Linked DNA regions of Homo sapiens: region 2 is linked to region 1. Evidence: chromatin contacts called from ENCODE Hi-C or POLR2A ChIA-PET data. All regions are on one chromosome and are shown on one strand. The core of a region is the stretch at or near the end of the contact, and the rest is flanking DNA. Distances in the headings are between cores, read along the strand shown.

Region 1 (2,816 bases), core at 59-2,558:
TGCTGGGATTACAGGGTGAGGCACCATACCTGGCCACAATGCCATTTTAATAAAAATTTACCTGATGATACTAAATTGCTAATTTCCTCCTCTGTAATTCTACTTCCCTTTGTATCTGTTTTTAATATCTGTATTATAGTTCTCTTGCACTCCAACCAGACGGTAAATTCCTTGAGGTCAACAAATACTAGTGACTAGCTTCTAGAGTCAGGCTCCAGGTTAAGTTCAGGAGGGTATTTCTGGTATCATGGAGCCTCCAGTCATGCATGGTGGACAAATATGCATATATAATTAAAATCTGTGTAAAAACTGCAAAGGAAAAGGATAAAATTCTATTCATGTATATAGAAATGTTAAGGAAAACTTTTATTCTTTGTTATAGCCCAATGTGCCTTACCTTTATAGTTTTAACATAATTTATCTATTTAAGACCTAAAGATAAATTCTAAATTATTAAACATGATAATTTATAAATATATTTGTATATATTTATGAATATACAATTTATAAAATATTAAATATGATTATTGACATGGCTTTTTTTGAGATGGAGTCTCACTCTGTTGCCCAGACCGGAGTGCAGTGGCACAATCTTGGCTCACTGCAAGCTCCACCTCCCAGGTTCACGCCATTCTCCTGCCTCAGCCTCCCGAGTAGCTGGGACTATAGGTGCCCGCCACCATGCCTGGCTAATTTTTTTGTATTTTTGTAGAGATGGGGTTTCACTGTGTTACCCAGGATGGTCTCGATCTCCTGACCTCGTGATCCGCCCGCCTCGGCCTCCCAAAGTGCTGGGATTACAGGCGTGAGCCACTGCGCCCGGCCGATATGGCATGTCTTAATGGAAAACTCTGCTGTGTCATCTTCGTCTTACTTAATCCTTCCTTTGTAAACATTAGCTATTTAGACCTGAGGAAGTACTCTAGGACGTGGAGGGAATTTTCCAAGAAGGAAATAGGAATAGTTCTAGCATTACAAAACTAAATCAGGAGTTGTGACAGGAAATGCTGCAATATCAAAAGAAGATGGTATCAGATTTCCTTTGACTTTTCAATCACTAGATTCTTAAAGTCCCACTTTGCCCATTTCAAAAGGGTCAGTATGTTCAACTTGGAGCAATAATAGTGAGGGTCGAATGACCTGCTCAACTCCCTGCAATCTGACTGCCTTCTTCAACCTGGCCTTACATTTAGCTTTCTGCCAGCAGTTTGACAGCCTGGTAAGGTTTGGGCTCCAGACTGGTTTATTAATTCCCTGCCCATGTGTCCTCCTGGCCTTGACTGTGGCTTATGTTCCTGCATCGTTTACTGTCTTTCCTGCCTCAGGGACTGAATTGTGTTTGCTTCAAGTTGTGGCAAGTTGTCTTCCTTACGAAGGGGTGATCCAAGCTTTCCCCTATACTTTTCCCCAGGCTTCCACATCCGGTTCCTGACCTTTCCTGCCCTCTAGTGGCCATGAGCCACACTCCCATCCTTGGCTGTGGAATCTGCACACAGTTGGTAAAGTTTGACAGATTAGAATATTTTACGTGAATTTCTATTATTCAAATGCCATGATATTATAACCCTGATCTTCCATTGACATTACCCCACAATTAAAACACACATCCATGAGAGGTGAAATCCACAACTCAAGTGGACTTAGATTCAGATAAAACTACCCCACTTAATAGTTTAAGTATAATCTAAGAATGTTTACACAATGTTCCAAAAGGAAGGTTAAAAATAATTCCTAAGTTTTTCCATATAGTGTAAGGCCTACCAACACACTGCACATAGTTGGAAGTCACTATTTAGCTCATCATTTGGTTGTTAGATTTATTGCTCCAGATTCCGGTTTTAATCATTTTCAAAGGTAAATGAATCTAAAAGTTACAAACTACTGAACTTCATATTCAATTTTTTCTATGTATTAAACAACACTAGCATTAGTGGGCCTGAAAACACTGTTAACAACTCAGGATTTATGAAAGTTTTCAGTCTACAGACTTTACTGAGATTATCCTCCTGCAAACTTCCTTAATTCACGGGCAAGCAGCCTTGATGCTTACAATAATTTCAACACTCTGATCCTTCTTTAATAATTTCAAAACATCTTATATATGTTCTTTGTCTTCCTTGCCTAGACTGCCCTATCAGAAGTTGGGATAATATCTTCTGCTCTTTTGTATTTCACAAAAAGAACTTTTTTTTTTTTTTTTTTTTTTTGAGACAAGGTCTTACTTTGTTGCCCAGGCTAAATACAGTGGCACAATCGTAGCTCAATGCAACTTGGACTCCTGGGCTCAAGTGATTCTCCTGCTTCAGTCCCTGAGTAGCTGGGACTATAGGCAAGCGCCACCACACCTGGCTAATTAAAAACAATTTTTTTTTAAATAGAGACAGGGGTCTCACTCTGTTGCCCAGGCTGGTCTTGAACTCCTGGGCTAAAGTGATCCTCCAATCTCAGTCTCCTAAGTGCTGGGCTTACAGGCGTGAGCCACTGTACCTGGCCAAGAAAAGACCTTTAAAAAGCAAAATCTGTTTGTTAGATTTTTAGTAGTCTTTTTCCTATTCATTAACAAATGGTAGTAAGCACAAATGATGCACAGTGATCAGTGAAAACAAAGATTTCTTCTCAGTACAATAAACACACTGCAAGAAGTATGTGTAAAGATTGTACATATGGCCAGAGAATATTTCTAAACAACAAACAAAATAATTATCAAATAATTCCCAAAGTAGTTTTTCTTCTTCTTTTTAATTCTCTCTCTCTCTTTTTCAAACCTTGGCACAAGACTACATTATGTAGTGGCAGAATAAAATGTTTTCTATAAA
Region 2 (2,800 bases), core at 125-2,624, 140 kb after region 1:
TTTTACCACATAGTAGAGTTCACTAAAAAATATTACAGCTCTCCAGGCATGGTGGCTCATGCCTATAATTCCAGCACTTTGCAGGCTGAGGCAGGAGGATTGCTTAAGAACAGGAGTTCAAGGCTGCAGTGAGCTGTAATCATGCCACTGCACTCCAGCCCTGTCTCAAAAAGTAATTACAACTCAATAAAACTGGTGTGTGTGTGTGTGTGTGTGTGTGTGTGTGTGTGTGTATCATTGATTGTAAGTCTGATATTTCTCTCTCCCTTCCTTCCTTGCTGTCTCCACCCTTGTAAACAAAACAAAACAAAAAAACTCCAACCAGTTTTCCCAGGGTCAGTCTACTGAAGAGCTGATTTCTACGTATTGCATAAACTATACTATTCATGAATTTTAAAAAATAACTTAAACTCTCAGGTGATATCATCATTTTCTTTGTTATTTCTTTCTATTGCATACCACCTTCAGAATGATAAAGAGACTGAGGCTCTAGTCACAATTATATTCAGCTGTCAGGAATGATTAACTATCTTCCTTCTCCCCATGAAGTGCATGAGAATGCAACCATGCAAGTTAGGCTGATAATGTCCCCCATCAGATGCTATGGCTCCTCTTGCCTCAGAAGAGAAAAACAGCATGGTTTTGTACTAGGTTATGGAATGAAGTCTGGGATGAATTTTCTGGTTTGTCTGGGGTCAGTCTTCTAGCAAGACTTACTTTAATTTTAAATTTTTTTAATTTAATTTTTTTTGAGACAGTCTCAGTCTGTTGGCCAGGCTGGAGTGCAGTGGCACTATCATGGCTCACTGCAGTCCTGACCTCCCAAGCTCAAGTGATCCTCCCACCTCAGCCTCCTGAATAGCCAGGACCACAGGCATGTGCCACCACGCCTAGCTAATTTTTAAAAAAATCTCTTTGGTAGAGATAGGGTTTCACCATTTTGCCCAGTATGGTCTCGAACTCCTGGGCTCAGGCCATCCACCTGCCTCATTATCCCAAAGTGCTGGGATTACAGGCATGAGTCACCGTGCCTGGCGAGCAAGACTTACTTTGCTTCAAGTTTTGTTTCCAGAACATTTAGGTACCAATTCTCAATATAGAATTCTAACTACAAAAGTCACAAGTTATAAGGCATTTTTGAAGCAGTCACTGTTCATGTCCATCTGTGTCTTTCTTTCCCTCCACTAGCATGGATAATTTGGAGTTAACTGTAGAGCAAATACTTAGGAAATTAATCCCACATGATTTTCAGGTTCAAGGTGAGAAAAAAAGGAGAAAGTACAGTTCTTGTACCTTGACACACTTTATTCCATCTGCAGAAGTGGCTGCAGCTCACATGTGTGACTCACGTTGGAACAGCGGGCTCACATAATAGCATCACGTGCTGGCAAAGTGTTCAGATGACAAGCCAGTTACCTCATTCGGCTGATGCAATCCTGGAATTTCCTGAATTGAAATACAATTTAGGACCAGAAGGGAGAGACCCTGGGCTGTTTGATTAGGGCATCACCTTTAGCTAATTCTAACCACCCCCACCTTTTTTTTCCCATTTGTCTATTTCCTTCTTTCCTTAGGTGTGAGGTAATAATACTAATTGGTAACAGTTAAACTGTGCTGTGCACTCATCTAAGAGTTTTACTCTTAATTGTCAAACAATCCTAGGAGGCAGGCATCCCATTTTTTTCAGATAAGGCAACTGAGGTGCAAAAATCCCATGTCATTGCTTTAGGTCACACAGGAGAAAATGTAAGGCTCTTCTCTTTGAGATGTATACCTGAGGATCTTTGCTTTTAGTGATCAGATTGTGTGTAAGTTTTCCAGGGAGTCCCACTCGTGGAAAGCCCACGACTGCTGTGAGCTGTGACTGAAGATGTTGCCACCTCAGTGTGGTCAATGGCTCTGTCATCCAGTTTTAACCTCCATATCAGAACTTTCTTTAAATTATATGTAGAATTTTTTATTTTTCTACTATTGTTTCAGATTTTTCTTAGTATTTTAAGATGGTTTTTAGTGTTTTACCAGAAAAGGGTCACCACTTAAGATTCCCCTACCCCTGCTTTTTAGGATTTAAGGAGTGGGATATAGTTATTTATTATTTAGTGTGTTAAGATTATTTTCAGATAATAGCAAATGGTCAAGTCTTAATCATTTTTATACCCCATTATTTTGTTCTGGATATAATACCAATATTTATATAAATAGACCAAGGTAGAAGGATTGCTTGAGGCCAGGAGTTCAAGATCAGCTTAGGCAACGACATAGCAAGACCCCATCTCTACAAAAAATTTAAAAAAATTAGCTGGGTGTGGTGATGCATGCCTATAGTCCCAGCTACTTGAGAGGCTGAGGTGGCAGGATCTCTTGAGCCAGGAGTTTGAGGCTGCAGTGAGCTATGATTGTACTACTGCACTCCATCCTGGGCAGCAGATCGAGACCCTTTCTTTAAAGAAAAAATAAACAGGCAAGGAATATATTAGCTTGATAATTATCTTTAGCTGTGACACAAAAAGTGAATACATCCTTCACATTCTGTCATCATGTAGGAATGGAGAAAACTATAAATATGTAAAAATCTTTGAGACCATATTAATGATGGATTCCATTAAGCCCTGGACATTTTGGTGTAACAGTTCCACCTGACAGCTACACCAATCCCAACCACACCATGAAGGGAAGAAACACAGATCCAGTACAGATTGATGGTTCAAACTTACTGCCTGGATGCAAGGTGCCCAGAACAGGCATTTCTAACTCCTTCTGGCCAGGGATGAAATGTGAGACCTTTTGTTACTTTTGAGAC

The links. A loop is a pair of places that touch in the nucleus more often than their neighbours do. ChIA-PET counts read pairs that join two places held with the same protein, here RNA polymerase II (POLR2A). Pooled maps may share reads with other maps.
Region 2: a map of heart left ventricle shows a loop between it and region 1 (2.9-fold over the local background). The contact joins two enhancer-like sites. A Hi-C loop is called at or near these places in 9 of 168 maps with a recorded cell type or tissue (Caco-2, GM12878, HCT116 and 5 more), 2 of 37 single-sample maps with no recorded cell type and 24 of 50 pooled maps. POLR2A ChIA-PET finds 5 or more read pairs at or near these places in 4 of 52 experiments (BJ, MCF 10A, PC-9 and 1 more).

What each region holds. Positions count from the first base shown.
Region 1 is chr15:55,896,448-55,899,263 of GRCh38, forward strand. All of the region lies in intron 5 of NEDD4 (NEDD4 E3 ubiquitin protein ligase), which reads right to left. Among named protein-coding and RNA genes, the nearest start is that of NEDD4, 96 kb to the right of the region's middle. Within about 2 kb of position 1,309, at least 16 of the 41 ENCODE cell types and tissues checked have a DNase peak (open chromatin) inside an H3K27ac peak, as active enhancers do; they include endothelial cell of umbilical vein and mammary epithelial cell, where a contact is called at or near this core.
Region 2 is chr15:56,039,282-56,042,081 of GRCh38, forward strand. No RefSeq gene overlaps it. Among named protein-coding and RNA genes, the nearest start is that of NEDD4, 47 kb to the left of the region's middle. RefSeq lists an enhancer at 885-2,084. Within about 2 kb of position 1,375, at least 11 of the 41 ENCODE cell types and tissues checked have a DNase peak (open chromatin) inside an H3K27ac peak, as active enhancers do; they include endothelial cell of umbilical vein and mammary epithelial cell, where a contact is called at or near this core.